2 separate regions of the Homo sapiens genome follow, and region 1 is linked to region 2. Evidence: read pairs that join two places in POLR2A ChIA-PET (ENCODE). Cell type or tissue: A673. All regions are shown on one strand. Each heading gives the region's core, and the rest is flanking DNA. Links, peaks and the distances in the headings are about the cores only. Region 1 has its middle 9.2 kb from the start of WDR36. Region 2 has its middle 55 kb from the start of WDR36.

Evidence for each region. ChIA-PET counts read pairs that join two places held together with the same protein. Peaks named below come from ENCODE experiments on the same cell type or tissue, not always from the same donor. Only the 100,000 strongest peaks of a DNase experiment are listed, where the experiment ranks them.
Region 1: POLR2A ChIA-PET joins it to region 2 with 5 read pairs; 2 of 35 experiments call an interaction of 5 or more read pairs at or near these places.

The regions. Positions count from the first base shown.
Region 1 is chr5:111,080,435-111,085,824 of GRCh38, forward strand. No RefSeq gene overlaps it. Among named protein-coding and RNA genes, the nearest start is that of WDR36, 9.2 kb to the right of the region's middle. In A673, for the core only: no CTCF peak of the experiment used is centred there; DNase peaks (open chromatin) are centred at 1,937 and 3,067.
Region 2 is chr5:111,144,740-111,150,129 of GRCh38, forward strand. No RefSeq gene overlaps it. Among named protein-coding and RNA genes, the nearest start is that of WDR36, 55 kb to the left of the region's middle. In A673, for the core only: no CTCF peak of the experiment used is centred there; no DNase peak of the experiment used is centred there.

The DNA of each region.
Region 1 (5,390 bases), core at 69-5,068, 64 kb before region 2:
ACTGATTCAGAGCTAACATCGAAGTTAGAATTAGCAGACAAGGACATTAAAATGGTTATTGTAAAATGGTTATTGTAACTATATTCAATATGTTCAAAAAGTTAAATATAGACACAGAATACATAAAGAAAATCCCAGTCCAACTTCTAGATATGAAATCTGTAATGTGTGAAATGAAATGCACAGTGAATGGTAATCATGAGAGATTAGATGTTGCAAAAAATAAGATGAGTAAACTTGAAGACATACCAAGGGAAACTATCCAAAATAAAACACAGAAGGAAAACAATAACTTAAAAATGAAAAGACCATCAGAGAGCTGTGAAACAACTGCAAGTGCCTAATATACATGTAATAAGTCTCTTTAAGTAAAGAGGTACGGAAAAAAATATAGGAAGAAACAATGGTAAATTTCCAAACTTTAAAAAATTCTAAACCCACAGTTCCAAGAAGCTCATTGAAGCACAAGAAACAGATAAAACTACACTAATGCTCATCATAATCGAATTGCTCAAAACCAGAAAATCTTAAAAGCAGCCAATGGTATTGTAAAGACCTTCAGCATGTTCTTCTTAGGATTTCCTCTCCAGAGCACTTCAACCCTTTCTCCTGTACTTCGTATATAGTATTTCATGAACAATGTCATGATATAAGTAGAAAAAAATTTTACATTGGTTGGCCTTAATTATTGATTTCTACCTGTTAGCTTCTGTTTAAGTAGGAGGGTGGGAAGATTCTTTTCCATTCTCCACTATTCTTGAAGTAAAGACAAGGATTGTCATAAATGAAACCAACACTTACTGAGTAGTTTTATCAGTTATTTTTCTTATACTACCTTATGAAATATTTGCAACAATCCTGTGAGCTATGTGCTATCCCCATTTTACAGATGCAAGAAAAGGCTCAGTGAGTGAACTATCCAGTGTAGCACAACTAGTATGTGTAGCATCTGGCTGATTCTGAAGTGCACACTTTCTATTACTTGAGATTAAAGTTTGAGATTTTAAAATAAAAAATGCCTTCCACTAAGTGGAAATTATCCTCATTACCTAACTAATAGATATTGTAGTTGTCTCCTCAACATGGATTCTACCACTTCTTAATTTTGCATCTATTTCCTCATCCACCAGAGGGCTTTAGGGATTGATCCCAGCTCCTGGGATGGATCTGGATTAGTCTAACCTAGTATGGGTGTCCCAATATCCTTGCTTGGAGTTAATAGAGGTAACCAGGCTAATATTGATAAGCATATTGGTAAGCAAGTACCTTGACTCTGGTCTTATTCAGGATAAACATATAGCCACCTTTGGTGATGAACAATAAGCATAAGGTTTTTGAGGGGAAACCCTGAAAAAACGTTTCCTTACTTTAAAAAAAAAAAAAAGGCAGTAGAGTGATAGTCTTCCCCTCTCATGAGATACAAACAAAGAAGCATGCAGTGGCAATTACAATTAGCAATTATCCTAAGACCAGGATTGAGATGAAGCCATGAATGGCAGAGAAACAAGAAGGGAAGAGCCTGAAGCTTTAAATATATAATTACACAAGTAGATTAATCAACCTTACCCTCACCCTCCTTTTGATTTCCAATTCCGTGAGCTACTTAAGTAAAGGTTTTGTTTTGGTTTTTCTGTGTGGGTGGTTATTCTTACTGATTAATGCTACAACTTACCTGAATGCCAAGACAAGGCAAATTAATCTTGATTTAATTTGAAGTGGGAAGAAGAGATGAGCAAGATGAAGACAGGCCCCAGTATCTTAGGGAACAAGCCAAAAATTATGACCTGGGATGGTAAGGATGCAGGAAAAGTAAACATGTAAAGAGGATGCCATTCTTTGGCATATTTCACATTGTTTCCTGCTGTGGCTTGAACATGTGTCCTATCCAAAATTCAATTTAAAGCTTAAATCCCCATTGTATTTGGGGAAGTGATTAAATCCTGAGGGCTCCACCGTCATAAATGGATTAGTTCCTTATAAAAAGGCTGGAGGAAACTAGCCTAGTCTCTTCTGTTCTTCCCATCTTCTACCATGTGAGAACACACTGTTCATCCCCCTTTGCCCTTTCTGTCATTTCTGCTATGTGATGACACCTAGACAGTGCTATATATGAGGAACAGACCTTCACCAGACACTAAACCTACTGGCACTGGCACCTAGATCTTGGACTGCCCAGCCTCCAGAACTGTGAGAAATCATTTCTGTTGTTTACAAATTCCCCAGTCTCAGGTATTTTGTTATAGTGGCACAAATGGGCTAAGAAACTTTCTATAAACAACTCTCATGTCAATAGATCATTGCCTTGGCAATTAAAGCTGAGATGCCACTTTTCAAGATGGTGCTCATAAATGCAGTATTTGTATGCCCCTATACTCTTCCCTCTTCTACTCTCCCTTCTGCTAGCTATTCTTGTGTGGAAGAGAGTGGCAGGGCATTCCAAATTGTATTGAGGATGAACTTAGATTGTGTTTGGAGCAGATATCTTAGATATAAAATTTATGGGATGATTCAGGGTATATATCAAATGGATGTGGAGTTTGAGGAAGATTTGGTAATATCTTTTTTTTTTTTTTTTGAGACGGAGTCTCGCTCTGTCACCCAGGCTGGAGGGCAGTGGCTCGATCTTGGCTCACTGCAAGCTCTGCCTCCCAGGTTCATGCCATTCTCCTGCTTCAGCCTCCCAAGTAGCTGGGACTACAGGTGCCCGCCACCACCCCCGGCTAATTTTTTGTATTTTTAGTAGAGACAGGGTTTCACCGTGTTAGCCAGGATGGTCTCGATCTCCTGACCTCGTGATCCGCCCGCCTCGGCCTCCCAAAGTGCTGGGATTACAGGCGTGAGCCACTGCGCCCAGCCAGTAATATCTTAAGAGTGTAGCCCATACTTTATCTTGGTACTATATCTACCACATAATAGTTCTCAATAGATACGCTGAGTAAAAGAATGAAGGAATTAAAATGAATTAAACGTTAAATACGTGTTTCCCAAGAATAAACTGTTTTAAAGTCCATCATGAGTCAGAAACTGAATTGGCAGCAGCAACTATCAGATAAACTATCTGATTGCTGGCACCTGCTCTGTGCAGAAGGGAAAAGGAAACTATCAATCAATGTCATTGCAACCTATCATTATTCTTCACAGCTTCCTTTTTTTGAGATGGAGTCTCGCTCTGTCGCCCAGACTGCAGTGCAGTGGTGTGATCTTGGCTCACTGCAACCTCCGCCTACCGGGTTCAAGTGGTTCTCCTGCTTCAGCCTCCCTAGTAGCTGGGACTACAGGCACATGCCACCACACCTGGCTAATTGTTTTTTGTATTTTTAGTAGAGATGGGGTTTCACCATGTTAGCCAGGATGGTCTCAATCTCCTGACCTCATGATCTGCCCGCCTTGGCCTCCCAAAGTGCTGGGATTACAGGCATGAGTTACCTTGCCTGGCCCACAGTTTCTTTTTAAACAACCCTACGCCTTCTTTTCCCCAAAAAATGCAAAATGAAAAAAAATTAAACTTGCATTTATTCAATCATCAAACATCCACTGAGCCTTTATTCTGTGTCATCCTTGGACACACAACTAAGAACATGAATAATTTGGAAACCTTAACATCATATTGGAGGATATTTGTCCTTTGTGAACCTGTGGCCCAGTCCTCACCTTCTGTAACACAGCTTTAATACTTCTATAAAGTATAACAAACTATGTTTTTTTATTTTTACATGCTAATTTTCACACATTTCTCCAAAATTCACATAGACTTTCGCTAGGTTGTAATCAGAAGGCAAAAAAACACCAAGTCTCACTGGCTTGCAACAACAGTTAATTCTCACTCACATTACAAACGGGCAACCTCAAGTCAGCTGCAGGCTTTGTCTACAGACCTCATTTCAGGACCCAGGCTGAAAAAGCAGCTCCAGTTTGAGACATGCCTTTCTCTTTTGGCAACAGAAAAGAGCAAGAGAGTTGGTAGAAACAGACAATGACTCTTCAAGCATCTGCTGAGACTTGCTGAACATCATGTTTGCTCATATGCACTGGCCAAAGTAAGTCAAACGCTTCCTATTCCTGCTCCACCATGAAGGATTTGCTACAAGTCTTGGGCAAAGGACAGAGATACACAACTTCTTACAGGAGGGAGTTTAAATATTGGAGACGCCAGGGTACACAACTCATTACTTTGGGAGGGAATAGACTAACATAAAGGGAGAACATTCCACATTTTTAGCACTTTTGTATTTAAACGTAGCTTTTAAAAAAAAACAAATGTTTATTAAGCACCCCTTTTGTTCCAGACACTTTTCTGGGTGCTTGTTATGTACTAATGAACAAAACAGAAAAAAAAAATTCTCTACCTTTATGGAGCTTACCCACTAAACTATTAAAATAAAATAAGCCTAATAAAGAAGTTAATAGTACAGTGAGATGCTCTTTTCCCCTCTTTTTTTTAATATTTTATTTTTTATTATTATACTTTAAGTTTTAGGGTACATGTGCACATTGTGCAGGTTAGTTACATACGTATACATGTGCCATGCTGGTGCGCTGCACCCACTAACTCGTCATCTAGCATTAGGTATATCTCCCAATGCTATCCCTCCCCCCTCCCCCCAATCCACAACAGTCCCCAGAGTGTGATGTTCCCCTTCCTGTGTCCATGTGATCTCATTGTTCAATTCCCACCTAGGAGTGAGAATATGCGGTGTTTGGTTTTTTGTTCTTGAGATAGTTTACTGAGAATGATGATTTCCAATTTCATCCATGTCCCTAAAAAGGACATGAACTCATCATTTTTTATGGTTGCATAGTATTCCATGGTGTATATGTGCCACATTTTCTTAATGCAGTCTATCATTGTTGGACATTTGGGTTGGTTCCAAGTCTTTGCTATTGTGAATAATGCCGCAATAAACATACGTGTGCATGTGTCTTTATAGCAGCATGATTTATAATCCTTTGGGTATATAACCAGTAATGGGATGGCTGGGTCAAATGGTATTTCTAGTTCTAGATCCCTGAGGAATCACCATACTGTCTTCCGCAATGGTTGAACTAGTTTACAGTCCCTCCAACAGTGTAAAAGTGTTCCTATTTCTCCACATCCTCTCCAGCACCTGTTGTTTCCTGACTTTTTAATGATTGCCATTCTAACTGGTGGGAGATGGTATCTCATTGTGGTTTTGATTTGCATTTCTCTGATGGCCAGTGATGGTGAGCATTTTTTCATGTGTTTTTTGGCTGCATAAATGTCTTCTTTTGAGAAGTGTCTGTTCATGTCCTTTGCCCACTTTTTGATGGGGTTGTTTGTTTTTTTCTTGTAAATTTGTTTGAGTTCATTGTAGATTCTGGATATTAGCCCTTTGTCAGATGAGTAGGTTGCAAAAATTTTCTCCCATTTT
Region 2 (5,390 bases), core at 105-5,104:
TTGTGAGTAATGCTGCAATAAACAGGCAGTGCAAATGTCTCTTCAACATACTGATTTCATTTCCTTTGGATATGTATCCAGTAATGGGATTGCTGGAGATGGTACTTCTATTTTTAATTTTTTGTGAAATCTTTATACTGTTTTCCATAATAACTGTACCAATTTATATTCTCACCAATGATGTATAAAAATCCCCTTTTCTCTGCATCTTCACCAGCATTAGTGACTGTACCAAATAACAATACAGTGCATATTACAAGATCGCTAGAAGATTTTTGAACATTGCCACCACAAAGAAATGATAAATATTTGAGGTGGTTAATATGATAATTACCCCAATTTAATCTTTATACTATGCATATATGCATTAAAATATCAGGTTGTACTACATAAACATACAGTTATTATGTGTCAATTATAAATTTAAAAATTAAAACATTCATTGGATGGATTTAACAGTAGACACAATATAGAAAATAGTTTGAACTAAATAGTAATAGAAATATGATATATCATTATGTGTGGGATGCAACTAAGAAGATATTTAGGAGGTAGAAATAGACTTGGTGATAGTTGAGAGGTGGATAATAAAGTCAACTCCTGGGTTTCTATTTGTAGTACTGGATGGATGATTGTGTGATTGTTATTCACCACGATAAGAAATTGTGTGTGTGTGTGTGTGTGTGTAAGAGAGAAAGAGAGAGGTGTGCACATGCAAATGCAAGGAGGTAATTGAGGATGAAGTGAGGGTAGTTGAGTTTGAAGTGACTTGGTGGTTTCTAAATAGATGTTCCCACTCCCCAGATTGCACTTTTCCTACTTCTGCACTAGACATCAAGACTTGAATTCTTTCTCTTATGGGGAACCTCTTCTGACCACTAACCTTACCCCAGGATGGGTTAAGTGTTCCTATTCGGTGTACTCAAAACATCCTACACATAAGTCTCATAGTAATTTTATATTTTTTATTAAGTTATGTTGTTATAAAACTATTTGTTTATTTATCTCTTACCTTAGAGGTCCTTGGAAAGCAGAAATGCTGTTTCTAGCACAGAGTAAGTGCTCAGTTATAGTTTGTTGAGTAGCACTGGACTGTGAAAATCAAATTGAGGTATTTCCAGACATACTTAGGGCACTCAAAATTTTCACATCTCCTGCTTCTAAGTAAATACTAAACTTGAGAGTTATAGAGTAGAGTTGTTTAGGTGAAAAAAAATACTGAGACAGTATCACAAGATCACAAAATTTTTGCTCCCAAAGAAGCTTACAGTTAGAGTTTCCCAATTATAGTAAAAAGAGAGACAGAGAGAGATATTAATAAGGGATTTATATTGTAGCCTAAATTCTAAACTGCCTACACTTTGAACTTACAGTTGGAAAGGTATGACATCAGACGACCTTGGAGTCAGAGACACTTGGCTTCTAAGCAAAGCTCTGTCACCTGCCAGCTAGGCAGCTTTTGCTTATCTGAGTCTCAGTTTTCTCCTCAGTAAAGAGGAGATGAAACTAATCTTGCCCCACAGGGTTTTTATGAGCAGTGACTCTCTTCTTTTCTCAACTCTGAGAGGTCCAACCCTCCTGGGCAGGGCAGCAATCTGAGAAATAGGTTAGTATATGAAACCGATGCCTGGCCAAGTCACAGAGGTCCCTCTGAGTGAGCCTTTGTCTTTTTCCAGAAAGAACCAATAGAAAATTAGGTTTGCAATGCACACAGAGTCGTCAGACATTCAAGACTGATTGTATTTCTCACAATTATAATTCTCTCTCTTTTTGTTCCTTCTGATTTCACCCAGGTTCCTATCCGATGTCTTCCTGGTAGTGATCAGTACCATGCGATGTCCCAGTTAGCTCTGTACATCCACTTCTTCATATGCCATTCATTGTACTGTGTAGGATGGTCTGGTATCTCAAGTCTTTCTTGATAACTGTACTCTCCTTCCTTGGTGATATCCTTACCTATTCTTGGTATTCTTCCCACTGCAGGCCAACTATATTTCACATCTGTGACACACAAAAAACCAGAGATTGTCTTTCCATTTTGCTCTTGTGGACATCAGTTCTTGTCAACATCAGTTGATCTATGTTATCAGTCCTTGACTTTTGGGGGTTTTTCTCTGTTTATTTGTTTTGTGTAAGACTTTATCCTCAGATTAACTGCTTATTTCTAAAAATACTGTTTAGTTTAAACTCAGTAAGATGCATTTTTACCTAATTTAACTCATGACTTTTCTTCCCAACAATGAAAATTAGACATAGAAAGTGTGAAAACCATAAAACATGAGGTCTGATTCAAGGTAAAGACTTCATACCTGAAAGGTTTTGATGGGAACATACTTTAGTAAATGCTGTTCATTGCTTTATGCTTCCTTAGATATGTACAGTGTATGTTAAAGGTGCAACTGCTGACAAGTGATTTAGTCAGGCTTCTCCTCAAGGCCTCTTCTCGAAGCTTCTAAATTTTGATATATTAGAGACCATCCTCCTGTAGGGTCAGAGAAACAAGAAGGAGAGGTCGGCATTACCAGAATGCAGAAGCCTGGAGAAGAGGCCTTGAGGAGCAGGCACCCCCGTTAGACACAGTGGACCTCTAAAACAAGCGTCCTGTCCAAATGCAAGTGATGGCCCATGGATCTGGTATTTAGAACCCTAAGAAGAGTTGTGCTGCCTGGCTGATATTTGTGCCCGAGAAACTTGGAGGAGGTGCACCATGGAGAAAGAATCCAGATCTCTGAGGAGGTGGCATTGGTAAACTGGTCTTGATACCTCCGAGTGGATGCTATGAGGCTATGAGGTTCTAGTAGTCTAGAATAACTGTGAACTGGAATAAACCATTGCTTCTGGAATAAATTGCTCTTTCTGGATCAGTGCAGTGTTGTTGGGGGCCTGCTGACAGGAACAGGAAGGAAAGAAGAAAGAGAATGTCTCTTCCTGCTCCAGCCTTGCAGTCAGCCTTCAACAATCTCTTATCAGTGGAGTCCGACAGGACATTCCAGAGAACCCCCTGATTTCCTGTCTTCCCTAGCCCTAGGAAAATAGCAGCTATACTTTTCCCCTTGGTAATCAGAAGAAATCAACCAGATAATAGAATAACGTATTTGTCTCCTTTTGCCTGTTGAATCCATGGCACAAGGAGCCTGAAAGATAAGTAGAGTCTCAATTTCCAAGTCAAAGGAATCTTTGATTTTTCCCTGGTAGAAGCATTCCTCCCTTAGTGACCAAGATGTCCAAACTCAAAGAGCTCAAAGTTGAGAAGAAGGGAAACAAGAATTTTGAGAGAGGGTGATTAAATGTAATAGTGAAAGGAATCTCTCCTGGTTCTACCACCTGATTCTCAGATTCACACATTATGTCTATGGGAGAAACAGCATCAAGTATTGGTTGTTGATTCAAAGCATACACTGCCCTTTGTAAAATAATACCCATCCTTGCAGAATATTATCTCTCAACTGGCCTCATAACTGAGTCTTCAGTAAGCTCTTCCACCGTTATATCAGGTCACTTCCTTCTGTAGTATCAAGTTCTTGGTAAGACCAGTGAAATCCATGGGGGTGAGCCCATTGATGCTCTACTTCTGCCATGACATGAGTTTCTTGATTTGAAACAATATTGTGGGTATACCATGGCAATGAATAAAGCAACTCATAAGTTCATCCATAATGGTGCTGACAGACATATTGAAGGCAAGGAATACAAATGTATATCCAGAATATGAGTCTATTCTAGTGAGGACAAATTGCTGTCCTCACTTGTGATAACAAAGGTCCAGTGTAATCAACCTGCCATCAGGTGGCTGGCTGGTTCTCTCAGTGTGGAGGCTGAAGCAACTCCAACTTGAAAGCTAATCTGCTATGTTGGCTTCGATCAACCCCTGTTACAGTGAGGTTTCTAAGATTTCCAGTTATCTATTGTTCCTTGTGTAAGAGCAGGTAATTACCATAAATCCTGCACCTATGTCAAACAACCTTGATGTTATCATACTTGAATTGTCCTACACATGCCTTCTGAATGTGTAGGACACATTCCTTCCCTGTGGTATATAAACCCCTAGGTCTGGTGGGCAATGCATGGGGATCTACCAGCTTGTCTTGCTGCTTCCCAAGACACAGACATGTCTTCTGTTCCTAAGTCCCTATTAAATGTCTTCCTTTCCTTCCTTCTCTCTCTCTTTCTTTCTTTCTTTCCTTTCTTTCTTTCTTTTTTTTTTTCTTTTTGAGACAGGGTCTTATTCTGTCACCCAGGCTGGAGTGCAGTGGCAGGTTAATGGCTCTCTGCAGCTGCGACCTCCCAGGCTCAGGTGACCCTCCCACCTCAGCCTCCTGAGTAGCTAGGACCACAGGCATGCACAAGGATCCCCAGCTAATTTTTTGTATTTTTGTAGAGACAGGGTTTTGCCATGTTTCCCAGGTTGGTCTTGAACTCCTGGGCTTGGGTGATCCGCTCAGCTCTGCCTTCCAAAGTGCTAGGATGGCAGGCATGACCCACTGCACCTAGACAAATGCTTCTTTCTGAGAAACTGTATTTGTCAGCCCCTTTCTTTGGTCTCTCAGCTTCCTCACACTTTACAGTAGGTTTGCATAGACCTGCCCACCACAAAACAGTGAAGAAGGGCTGGAATATCAGGGGTTCAGCATTAGTCTGTCTTGTGCATAGGAAATGCACTCAGCAGTAGACAGACCAACTTATGCACTTTTTTTAAAAAAGGCTATGCATTACCTTCATCATTGCCACCATACCTATTTTGTATATGGACATTTCATGCAAGCACCAGGGTGTCTAGGGAAAGAGGCCTACTGATATCTACAAAATGTGTCATCTTGTCCACTTGATTATTGGAAGCTTCCTATGCAGAGGATGCCCTTTGGTGACACTCAGATGGAACACAAATACCCTCAACACTGATCCATTCTGAGAGTCACTGCTCTCAATTTATGCAATGATAAAAATTCACATATATTGTCTGCTTTAAAAAGCCCAGCATCAGAATTAGCCAAATGGATGAAGTCCAGGGGAGCTCTTGTCTGTGTATAGATGCAGTAGCTTTAAGCATTACTTCAGTTTTTAATTAATCCATGGTACTGCATATGCAATGTTCATGGGTTTCATTGATTGTTATCAGAATGGAGGAAGGTAGGATAATCATATTATATCAGAGACCTCAACCTCTCACATGTATAAAAGCCTTGACAGGAGCTATTAGAAAATGAATAGGACTTTATAACTTTAAAGGTATCTCAAATCTGCTAACATGCCCAACTTCCTCCTCTGACAGCTGACTAGTGTGATGATATATTTCTCCATCCTTGCTGTAATGCTGAGGACCCATGCAGTAAGCAACCACTTCCTACCTTGACTCTACCCTTCTCCTACGCCAGCAAAAGTACCATATCCCA